Linked DNA regions of Homo sapiens: region 1 is linked to region 2. A link is a contact called in ENCODE Hi-C or POLR2A ChIA-PET data. All regions are on one chromosome and are shown on one strand. Each heading gives the region's core, a stretch centred on a gene start or an enhancer-like site at or near the end of the contact. The rest is flanking DNA. Distances are from core to core; before and after follow the strand shown. Region 1 overlaps PIK3C2B (phosphatidylinositol-4-phosphate 3-kinase catalytic subunit type 2 beta). Region 2 has its middle 23 kb from the start of BTG2.

Evidence for each region. A loop is a pair of places that touch in the nucleus more often than their neighbours do. ChIA-PET counts read pairs that join two places held with the same protein, here RNA polymerase II (POLR2A). Pooled maps may share reads with other maps.
Region 1: a pooled map shows a loop between it and region 2 (3-fold over the local background). The contact joins two enhancer-like sites. A Hi-C loop is called at or near these places in 2 of 50 pooled maps. POLR2A ChIA-PET finds 5 or more read pairs at or near these places in 3 of 52 experiments (GM10248, MCF 10A and activated CD4-positive, alpha-beta T cell).

Annotation. Positions count from the first base shown.
Region 1 is chr1:204,451,838-204,457,458 of GRCh38, forward strand. It overlaps PIK3C2B (phosphatidylinositol-4-phosphate 3-kinase catalytic subunit type 2 beta), which reads right to left. Exons shown (of 33, transcript NM_001377334.1): 10 at 5,200-5,233; 11 at 4,019-4,214; 12 at 2,832-2,954. Among named protein-coding and RNA genes, the nearest start is that of PIK3C2B, 40 kb to the right of the region's middle. RefSeq lists enhancers at 1,291-1,400, 2,993-3,970, 5,478-5,621 and a silencer at 5,350-5,550. Within about 2 kb of position 1,439, at least 9 of the 41 ENCODE cell types and tissues checked have a DNase peak (open chromatin) inside an H3K27ac peak, as active enhancers do.
Region 2 is chr1:203,325,333-203,331,262 of GRCh38, forward strand. No RefSeq gene overlaps it. Among named protein-coding and RNA genes, the nearest start is that of BTG2, 23 kb to the left of the region's middle. RefSeq lists a silencer at 1-75 and enhancers at 526-895, 2,205-2,304, 2,505-2,694, 3,354-3,990. Within about 2 kb of position 2,644, at least 39 of the 41 ENCODE cell types and tissues checked have a DNase peak (open chromatin) inside an H3K27ac peak, as active enhancers do.

The sequences.
Region 1 (5,621 bases), core at 189-2,688, 1.1 Mb after region 2:
AGGGCTCCCCAGCTAAGAAGCCTGTGCCAAGTACTTTATTTACAGTGTCCTAACTGCTCCTCAAACAATCCTGTAGGGTAGGCCCTATTATCGCTACCATTCTAGGTTGAAAGACCTGCCCCAGGCTGCAACTACAGTAGGAAGGAGAGAATGACTGGCCCAAAGACTGTCCTCTGAACGCTGGCACGCCTTCCCCCAAATGTCCTGGTCTTGACCATGAAGGGCCAAGAAGTCTCATTCGGGGCTTCTGGATGGACAGTGCAAGATAGTGCCCTTCACAAGGCGCTAGGCAGGGGACTGCCCCTTTAAAATTCAAGGTGGGGATCTCAGGGAACAAAATGAAACTCATGGGGCAGGCTGGGCTGCCTCTCTACCTCTGATACTGTATGAGTAAAGGGTTTAAGGCCAATTTTTTAAAGTTCCTCCTGGGCCAGAACACTGTGCAGCACCCTTTTTTTTTTTTTTTTTTTTTTTTTGAGACAGGGTCTCGCTCTGTTGCCGAGGCTGGATACTCACTGCAGCCTTGACCTCCCAGGCTCAAGTGATTCTCCCACCTCAGCCTCCTAAGTAGCTGGAACCACAGGTGTATGCCACCACACTTGGCTAATTTTTTGTATTTTTTGTAGAGATTGGGTCTCCCTTGTTGCCCAGGCTGGCACCCCTTCTCTTGACAGCAGCAGTAATTGTGACCAAAAAATCCCAAGGGAATGGTGGAACTCAAGGGCCATTTAATGCAGCTATCCTCTGCCTGCAAGGAGTTTCTCCTGTCCTGGCAGTTGTTTGCTTGAGGACCTTTAATGCACACCCCATGTCCTTTTTTTTTTTTTTTTTTTTTAAGATAGGGTCTCACTCTGTTGCCCAGGCTATAGTGCAGTGGTGTGATCATGGCTCACTGCAGCCTCGACCTCCCAGGCTCAAGTGACTCTCCCACCTCAGCCTCTTAAGTAGCTAGGACTACAGATGCACGCCACCACACTCAGCTCATTTAAAATAATTTTTTAGTAGAGATAAGGCCTCTTTGTGTTGCCCAGGCTGGTCTCAAATTCCTGATCTCAAGTGATTATCCCGCCTTGTCCTCCCAAAGTACGGTGAGACTACAGGTGTGAGCCATCGTGCCCAGCCATATACACCTTTATTGCTCTAAGAATTACCTAAGTGTGAAGGGCATGAGAAAGGGTCCATTTTCCCAGTTGTCCATCTGTAAAAGGACCCACCTCTTCCAGCATCTCCAGATTCTTCATCTACCTATTTTGCATCCTCGGCCTCCCCAGGACCCTCCTCAGTCTCTTTAATCTGTGCTACAAATACTTAGCTTGCAGTGCTGCTCTGCAAATGAGGACTCTAATATAGTCAGTGTGGGGAAGCAAAGCCGGGGGCAGCAAACAGGGGATTTTCTGACTGACTGGAAGGAAGGTAGAGCATAGCACAGATGAAGCACAGGGCAGGAAAACCCCTGCGGTGCCCCCATTCAAGCAAGGCACCCTCTCCTCCGTTTCCTTCCTGCTTTGCTTGGCTGACGCCTACCTTCCCGACACCAAATTATTGTTTACATGTGGTGATTAATATTACCTTGTGCTTTTGGTTTCATATTTATATTTATAACCCACCTATCTCATCTCGACGCCATAACTGCCTCTGAGTGAAACCAATGTCCCCATTTCTCAGTTTGAAAAAATGAGGCACAGAAAGAATAGAGAGAAAGTAGTATTCGAGACAGAGCTAGAAATAGAGGCTCACTCCTGGGAATCCAAGCTCAATATTCTTTCTCTAGACAACCCTCCCTTCTCTATATATAAAGGGAAAAGCACAGTCTCCTCTCCATAGTCTACAGGAACTGAGGGAAGAAGGGAGAGGATGAGAAGCCCTCCAACTAGTTAAACTCTTTAAGGGAGACAAGATCAAAAAATAAAGTATTATTAAAATTAACAACTAACATTTAATTTTTTTTTTTTTGAGACAGAATTTCGCTCTTGTTGCCCAGGCTGGAGTGCAATGGCACGATCTCAGCTCACTACAACCTCCACCTCCCGGGTTCAAGCGATTCTCCTGCCTCAGCCTCCCTAGTAGCTGGGATTACAGGCATGCGCCACCATGCCCGGCTATTTTGTATTTTTTTTAGTAGAGACGAGGTTTCTCCATGTTGGTCAGGCTGGTCTTGAACTCCCTGCCTCAGGTGATCCGCCCGCCTCGGCCTCCCAAAGCGCTGGGATTACAAGCGTAAGCCACCGCGCCTGGTCAACAACTAAAATTTATATGTTTTTTATGGTTTACAAAGAGCCTTTATAGATACTTCTCATTGGATCCTCATGACAACTTGAGAAGTGGTAATTATACTTGGCTCCTTTAAGAGTCAGGGAAGTGGAGGCCAGGCGTGGTGGCTCACGCCTGTAATCCCAGCACTCTGGGAGGCCGAGGCGGGCAGATCACGAGGTCAGGAGATCGAGACTATCCTAGCTAACACATGGAAACCCCATCTCTGCTAAAAATACAAAAAATTAGCTGGGCGTGGTGGCGGGCGCCTGTAGTCCCAGCTACTCGGGAGGCTGAGACAGAAGAATGGCGTGAACCCAGGAGGCAGAGCTTGCAGTGAGCCGAGATCGCACCACTGCACTCCAGCTTGGGCAACAAAGCGAGGCTGCCTCTCAAAAAAAAAAAAAAAAAAAGAGTCAGGGAAGTGGAGACTCAAGAGGTTGAATGACTTGTCCAGTTAGGGTTAACAAGGAGCCTGGTTTTATCATTAGTCCTGGACTAGTTATCTGGCCCCAGGGATATTTCAGAGGCTGAGCAGGTCTACAGTGGCCTGGGCACTGAAGCCTGGGGGAAGGGCTTACTGCTGGTCCCAGACGATGAGGTGGAAGAGGTACTTGGAGAAGTGAGCTCTTCGGGTCTGCAGGGGGCTGCACAGCTCCTTGCCGCCATGGCTGAGGGAGCAGGAGAGGTAGAAATCTTCATAGCTATAAAAGAAAGGGAGCAGGTCAGGACACCCAGCTCCCAAAACCAATCACCCAAACCTATGCGTCCCTCTAAGGCCAAAATCCATTTCCCCTGGTAAAACTCTCAGTCTCTGAGGGCTGTAACACAGGATCTCCGGATAGGACAGCCAAACTGGATGTAAGGAAATGTGCTCAGGCCAAAGCAACTCAATCTAGATTCCTCTGCTCGGTTTTAGGCTCCATTCTGAGCCTTGTTGTTTTTCTTCCTTTAATGGGAACTGGCCACCCAGCCTCTTTATAGAAAGCTCCAGCCCATGGAGCGTCTGTGTGTGCGTGCGTGTGTGCGCGTGCACGTGCATGCGCAAGTGAGAAGGGTGGGGGAGGAAGACGACATATGCCGACATGAATGCCAACACACGGGGGTCCCTGTGGCTCATGACAGGTGCCTGACAGAAGAGGTCAGAGAAGGCCCCGGTTTCCCAGGCTGCCTCCTTTGTTCTCTGCCAATCGCCCAGAGGAATACATTAAGTAAGGAACAAAGAGAGAAGGGGAAGGGGGTTGGGGAAAGGGGACCGGCAGGGGCGGGGTAGGGCCCAGTGCCTATTCCCTCAGGCCTTGGATGCTGGGGACCCAACAGAGGCGCTGAGGATTTTACCAAAAGAACATCCTCCTCCACCCACCCCTGCAGGCCTAGAGAACCCCAGACAAAGGGTCAATCCCACCTCCCCACCCCCTCCCACTGGCCAGGGAGCGTGCACTCTATCTGGGAATCGGCCATCTGTTGCCATGTCTCCTTCCACTGGTCTTGGATCTGGAGGGGGCAGGGATGCAGAGGCAGCCAGCACCAAGAGGGAATAACAGGATCTTCTTCATCTCCTAAGGGACCTCCTCTCTCCTCTAGGATGTCCCCAGCCCAAGTCCTCCTCAGGCACTTGGCTCACCCCCGCAGCCCCATTGCACCACAATGTCACACAATGCCACACATCCTAAGACTTAGGACAGTGGTATTACATGCAGATAGGAAAAAGCCCTGGTGGAGGTCAAACTCAGCTTGCTCCCTAGCGGCTACTCAGCCCTGGGCTCACCTGGTAGCCCAGATGATGGGGATGCGGTGGGTGGCATAGACAGTGAAGGCCAGGGACCTGGCGAAATGGCAGGCCTCCTGGACCAGGTCATGCTTGCGGCTCCCGGGCACTGCCGTCTGGAAGTCTGCGTTGAATGTGTTGCAGTACAGCTCCACCAGGTCCAAGATGGCAGCGGTCAGGGCTTCCACGACCTTCTCTGGGAAGGGAAGGGGTCAGAAGGGAAAGTCATGAGGCCTCCACAAGCCCTACCTTGTTGCCATGGCATTGGCTAGAATGGGATGGCCTAAGACAGTGGTCCCCAAATGCTAGTCAGTCTCTAATAGCTGTGACAAAGTTCACCCATCTGCGGTAAAATGAGAAAAAAGCAGAAGCATGTCATGAGCTTTTCATAAAATGACAGTTATACAATGTTAAACATAATCCTTATTTTTACGTATTGCTACTTAGCATTAAAATGTCCTTTCTTTTAGGAAACAGTGTTAATAATTATTGTCAGTTGCTTCAAAAAAGCAAAAGTCAAAAAAGTTTGGCCAAGTAAAAGGCTGCCAATTCTCTCTTGGTCCCCCAAATACTTTGGGGGACATTTTACTGGTCTATGAAATCCAAAAGACTGGGAATCACCATAAGAATCCCAGGGATGCCAAAACAAAAAACAAAACCAAAACAAAGGAATCCCAGGGATATAGGTCAGTCTTAGGGCAAAGTTCAGCTTGAAGGGCACAACAGGGGAATCCTAGAAAAATCGTAGGGAAAATTCTTTCTCATCCTCTCCCAAGGCCCACTCTAAATCGGAAAGGTAGCAAGTGTGAGCTGTTGGGAGAATAATCACAATCTACCCAAGTGGGAGGCTTCCCATCTGGATCACAGGGCTAGTGCTGCCCCACCACCCCACTCCCACACTTCTACCCCCTCATCATCATCTCCCAGGGACACCAGGAGGAATGACTAGGAAAAATAATAAGAAAACACTTTGTGGAAAGAAATGTGCTCTCCAGCTGTATCCACACCTCATATAGGAACACACACACACACACACACACACACACACACACCCACACACACACACACACCAGCCGAACTCCGACACATAAATCAAGGGGCCCAGGCAGAAAAAGGAATCGGGGCAGAGACTGCAGTTTTCGGCAGCCCGACTGGATGAAGATGGAGAGCAGTTCCCTTACCTCGGTTTTCCCTCACAGCCAAGACACTGGGATCCTGTTGGGAAAAAGAAGAGGGAGGGGAGCTTCAGGGCCATAGCCTTTTTCGTCACAGCTGGAAGAAGGGCTTTTCACAGCTGCGCTCATCTGGACCAGAATGGGCTGAAATGTGAGTAGCTGAGAATCCCCAGAGAGGAGAGAGTAATGGTTTGTACCAGATCTGTATGATGGACAGAGTGAGCTGACGGAGGATAGCAATCATCGGGTCCACCCTTCTGAGATATCCCAACCCTCAGGCTACTCGGCTGCAGATCACAGTGCCTATGGTGCTGGCCCTGTCTGCAGAGCACACAGCCCCTGCTGGAGTCCTGGAGCCCCTGGCTCTAGAGAGATTTTCCTCCTGGTTTGTTTTTGCACCCTGATGGATATGCAGACTGTCAGGCAAT
Region 2 (5,930 bases), core at 1,394-3,893:
ACACAGCTCCCCAGAGTCGGAGGGAGATGCTCTGGCTCCTGCACTGGGATGAGGAGCAGGCCAAACCTCTGGGTTCTCTCTCTCCACCCTCATCCCTGTCCCTTTCCCAGTGTAAGGTGGATCTGGTGTCCTCCTCCCTCCCCACCCCTAGCCTGGAAGAGCTGACATCCAAAGTCCTGCTTCCTCCTTACAGCTCTTTTTGTTTGTTTTTTCGGTGCACTGGGCCTGGCAGGCGAGGGGCCAAAGCCGGAGAAAAGACCCAATAGCCACCGCCCAGCAGCTGAGCAGGAAAAGAAAGGAACTGAATAGAGGCGGTGGGGTTGGCAGCCCTCCAGTCCAGCTTCTGGTCTTTGAATAAACACCCCAGCCAGGGGCTGGGGATCAGTGTGGGGAGGCTTTGGGGCATTTAATTATTTAAAGGTCTCAATTGGATGAGCTAAGTCCCTTGGGAAGGGGGAGGACAGGCAGATGGTGTGCCCCAGGAGCTGGGAAACGGGTGCAGGGTGCAGCGGGGATGGTGGAGGATGGGGGTGGGGGAGGTAGGGGAGACTACACCAGAGGCAGGGCTCAGAGAGTAAGAACATGGCGGAATGGGAAGTGAAACCGCGGACTGCCCTCCCGACCCAAGCAGCGCCCTGAAAATAGCCTTTCCCAACACCAGCTGGGGGCAGGTTCTCAGCCTCTTCTTCCTGTACCCCTTCCCACCATTCCCCATCTTCAAAGTTGGTGTCTGCCCTAAGCGAGATCCATTTTGAAAATATACAACAAAGCTGTGACGTTTGGGGGATGAATACTTCACTTTTCTCCGGCTCTGAGGCATGCTCCAGGCTGGGCCAGGGGATCAGGACTGTACTGATGGGAGGATTTTCTTGGCTCCATTTTTTTTTTTTTGCATAGTGGTGAAATTCACCTATAAAATTCAGCATTTTATCTGTTTTCATTTTATATGGTGAAGCCACACGGGGAATCTCTTGGGAGTCTGGAGAAGTCTTGGGAGTCCTAAGGACCTTAACTGAAGTCCTGCTCTTGGGGGGCATGTGGTGTTTCAAAAGGCAACCATTCTAGCCTTTTCCTTTGGCAATATAGCAGGAAAGTCCCCGTCTTCTAGAGCAAAGTCAGATGGGTTTCCCAGGTGGAAACAGACTACCTAGGTACAGCTAGCTCTGTGACAACAGGCAAGTTACCTAACTTCTCACTGCCTGTTTTTTCATCCTTAAAATAAGATAAAAGTAGTTCCTAGTCGGTATTGTTGGGAGGATTGATTTTTGTGAGGTGCTCAGAAGGGTACCCAGCTCTTAGAAAGTACACAATAAATGTGATTAAATATTATTATGGCCATTACTAGAACAGGAGGCATTCATCTAGGTTACACAATGGAAACTGAGATAAACAGGACTGGGGAATTGAGTATGAGGCCAAAGGAAAATGTGTGAGGGGTAGAAAATGTGTGAGGGGTAGATCTGCCTCTGCCCTTTCTCCCTTGTGTAACTGAGCTATGGTTGGAAAAGTGAGACCCTATCGTCCAGACCCTTGCTTTGTGGCGGTTTGGGCATTATTGTTACATGGGGAGAAGGTGTGCGATTTACGTCTCCTGCTTCCCGGGGCCCTTTTCATTCTCTCATTAGCACCTCCGGGCCTGCAAGGTCAGCTGGTCCCTTTTGGGGCACACACTGCAATACAGCACTGTCTTCAGTTCATAGTCTGTTCTGCCTCAGAAGTTAGGTGGATGATTTTTGCACCTTCTCACGTTTGCAAGTCCCTCTTCCTCAATATGCTTGGTGGTGAGGGTAAGGGGACAACGGTGATGCCTTTCCACCCGGGACCGTTGCGGCCAAGGCGATCCCACACGGGCTGCCTGGAGTCAGACCTGTCCAGCAAGGAAGCTTCGGGGAGGAGGGAGACAGCGCCGGCTGGGCGTGCAAAGGCAGGCAGGTGACCCTCCCTCCGTCCCGGATATGGGCCCTCGGCCGCTCACCCCCCAGCCACCCACCCACGTCCCTCAATCCCCACGAGCAGCTGACTGGGACCTGAAAGTGCCACCAGACGCCCTCACAAGTCTGCTTTCTTTGCTGGGAAACAGCAGCCGCGCCGCAGCCTCCGCCCGCTCTGGGGAAGCCCCACCTTGGCAACAAGCCGCTGATTGGCTGGCTCGGGGGCGGCGCGGGCCAATCCAAGCCCGCCCTGACGCCGCGGCGTTTGGCCGAGAACTATTAAGAAAAAAAAAAAAAGAAAAAAAGAAAGGTGGGGCCGGGCGCTAGGTGGCTTCCCAACGGAGTTGCTCCCCCGGCGGCTGTGGAGAATGGGGCCTTTCAGAGAAGGGGGAGGCGGGGAAGGGGCGAGGCGGGGCGGCCGTTGGGCTTGGGCCTTTTCGCCACCTGCCGCCGGAGCTCAGGTCCCTAAAACCTCGAAGGCGTCCCCGCTTCTCAGGTCCTCCTCGCAGCTTGAGCGACTGCAGGGCCCCGCCCGGCGCTTCTTGAGCAACTGGAGGTTCGGGGGTGAACCTCTGGCCCTTTCCCGTCCTCCCTCCAGAGTCCCTCAGGCTTTGGGCATTGATTTCCCCAAGTTCGGGCTCAGGCCCTCTTCCTTTTCTTCTCGTGCCTCTGCGTGCTTGCGCCCTCCTATGGGCGCAGTTACTTGAGCTCTGTCTGCCATCGCCAATCCGCCATCCTCTAAAACCAGATTAACCACCCCCTCCATTGTACTGTGGCCACGGGCGCCAGCCTCAGCCTCTAAGACAGCATACAGTTCCCCAGCACGTACATTGTAAACGTCGTTTAATGTATCTCGAGTGACGTTGTTCCCCCGCCCCAGGACACAGAAGCACACACACACCCACAAACTCAAAGAATTCGGCACAGTAGCATTGAGATTTAGACTGAAGAGACAGGTGACCACGATTCGACTCTAGCCTCTGCCACTTTCTGGCTGTGTTACTTTGAGCAGTTACTTAACCTCTCTGAGCCTCAATTTTCTCCTATGAAAAATACTAATGATAATAATGGCACTATCTCCTCTCATTATTGTGACAAAATGCCTGGCACATAATTGCCTAATAAATGGTGATATTATTTTAGGTATTAATAACAAAGGAATGAGCATTTCTTTCTCACATTTTACCTCAGCTCACAATTCTTGGTTTAGGTGCTGGGGATAGCACTAGATCCTAAGGACATTTAAAGTCCTATGAGTAAAGTAATTTAAGACTCAGAATAAAACTTGGTATGGTTTCAAGGCCCTGGGATGGGTCCTGCGTTTGGCTCCTAGATTTTTACTAAGGGAGAATTATCTTGGCAAGACTAGATTTCTCTTTTCTTCAAGGTCTTTTCTTCACATTTCCACCTCTCAAAAATTTTTAGAACAGCAGCAAGCAAGGACTTACAACTCCCTTTTTAATAGGATTTAACTTTCTCCTTTTGTTAGGTAGAACATTCCATAAATGTTCTCTCCATATATGCACATTGACACTTAGATGGGCTTGTTTGTTTTCCCCAAATCCCTTTCCTGAAGTCTTTTCGTGTCACCTGGAGACTCACCCCTTCTGCATTCTCTTGCCTGCCCCAAACATACCACATGCTGATACATCATACATTATCTTCAGTGGACGTGGAGACTGGTTGTTCAGTGCTCACAGACCCCTGGCGGCTGTCCAGTCCTATCACCTGCTGGGCTTGGTTGATGTTTCACATTGTTAAGAACAAAAGCAGTGATGCGTCTGGGGCATTTCAGTGACGCCTGACGGCGAGGTCAGGGAAGAGGGTAAGGAACACACAAAGATGGGATACAGTTCAATGGGGAGCCAGTAAGACTGGGGTTCTGGGGTTCAGTCTTGAGTCTGTGCCTTTAGGGAGACAAGTCAATTAAACGTGCTAGGTCCCAGTTACCCTGTCTTGTAAAGTAGGCTGTATCATACCTGTATCCTTACCGCATAGATGTGTCAGGGAAAGAAATGTCATAGAAGTGAAAGCACTTTATATTTTCTGGGTTAAAAAAAAGGTGTGGCGCCGGGCACGGTGGCTCACGCCCGTAATCCCAGCACTTTGGGGGCCGAGGCGGGCAGATCACGAGGTCAGGAGATCGAGACCATCCTGGCTAACACGGTGAAACCCCGTTTCTACTAAAAATACAAAAAATTGGCTGGGCGTGGCAGCGTGCGCCTGTAGTCCCAGCTACTCGGGAGGCTGAGGCAGGAGAATGGCGTGAACCCAGGAGGCGGATCTTGCAGTCAGCCAAGATCGCGCCACTGCACTCCAGCCTGGGTGACAGAGCGAGACTCCAACTCAAAAAAAAAAAAAAAAAAAAAAAAAAAGGTGTGTGTGTGGTAGGGGTGGGTGTGTAATGGGCTATTAAATCCATTTCATGCCACTCTTTTTATTGGGCCCCAAAGAATATGATTCCACAAGTGTCATTAAAAACTTAGGAATGCAGCTCTGTGTTAACTCTTGGGGAGTATTAGCAGGAATCATATGATATGATCCCTACCTTTAAAGAATTTACAATCTAACCATGTTGCTCAGCTAACACATGAAACATTGATGTGTGGCCCTACTGTGGTTTATAACAATGGTTCCTCAACCTATCCAGTTCTGTCCTGCAATAAAAGGATCATCTGGTGATGTGACAGTGGAGCCGATCAGCGGATGTGCCTCACCCCAACCAGCACAAGTGCTGGCCCCTTACCTCTCCCTTTCTGTCCTTGGCAGTGTTACAAACCATCCTTGCTGCTGCCTTCAGTGTTCATGAGCCATGGCCTGATGCCTTGAGTCCTGGGCTTGGGATGATAGTGCATTCATTGCGGCCTTCTCTCCTTCTCACCCTTGATGCTGCCCTTCACCTGCAGTCACACAGTACCTGTTCCTGATGCTTTCCTGCCTGCACCTGCCACTGCCACTGTTCACAAATGCCAATACAGCCATTGTAGCTGCAGCTGCTACTCTGGGGTAGACCCTGGATAGGACATTGGGGGTGCTGTTGTCCCTGCCTCTTCCACCCTGGGATAAAAGGGCCATCTCCCTTCCCCCTTCTACAAGAGGAAGAAGAGTGCTAGTGTAGCCCTCTAATCTCTGCATTTGCTCCTGAGGCCAGGTAACCAAGGAAAGATGCAAGGTAGCCAGGTGCAGTGGCACACATCTGTAATCCCAGAACTTTGGGAGGCTAAAGTGAGAAGATTGCTTGAGCCCTAGGAGTTCGAGACCAGCTTGGGCAATATAGGGAAAACTTTTCTATACCAAAAAATTTTAAAACTAGCTGAGCTGCACTGAGCCATGATTGTGCCACTGCACTCCAGCCTGGGCAACAGAGTGAGACCTTGTCTCAAAAAAAAAAAAAAGTGCAAGGAGCTCATCTTTTCCCACAGCACACCTCCTTGGTGGAGGGTGTTAGACTGGGTTGGCAAGAGGACCGGTTCTGTTGCTGCATGCTCAGCAGGCAGCTCCCAGGTCCCGGTTCCGGTTTCCCAGTGCTGGGCCAGCAGACTCTGCTCCTTTCCTTTTTTTTTTTTTTTTTTTTTGAGACGGAGTCTTGTTCTGTCGCCAGGCTGGAGTGCAGTAGTGTGATCTTGGCTCACTGCAACCTCCGCCTCCCGGGTTCAAGTGATTCCCCTGCCTCAGCCTCTTGAGTAACTGGGACTACAGGCGCTCGCCACCATGCCCTGCTAATTTTTTGTATTTTAGTGGAGACAGGGTTTCACCATGTTGGCCAGGATGGTCTTGATCTCCTGACCTTGTAATCCACCTGCCTTGGCCTCCCAAAGTGCTGGGATTACAGGCGTGAGCCACCGCGCCCGGCCAGCTCCTTTCCTTTTTTCGAGGATTGCCAACAAAGTTTCAGTATAACTTCTGGGAAGGAATAGATCAGTGTAATTGCTACCATCTTTGAAAACAAAAGATGGAACATGCCAGTTAAAATTAAAAGCAATACCAAGTCCCACTTAT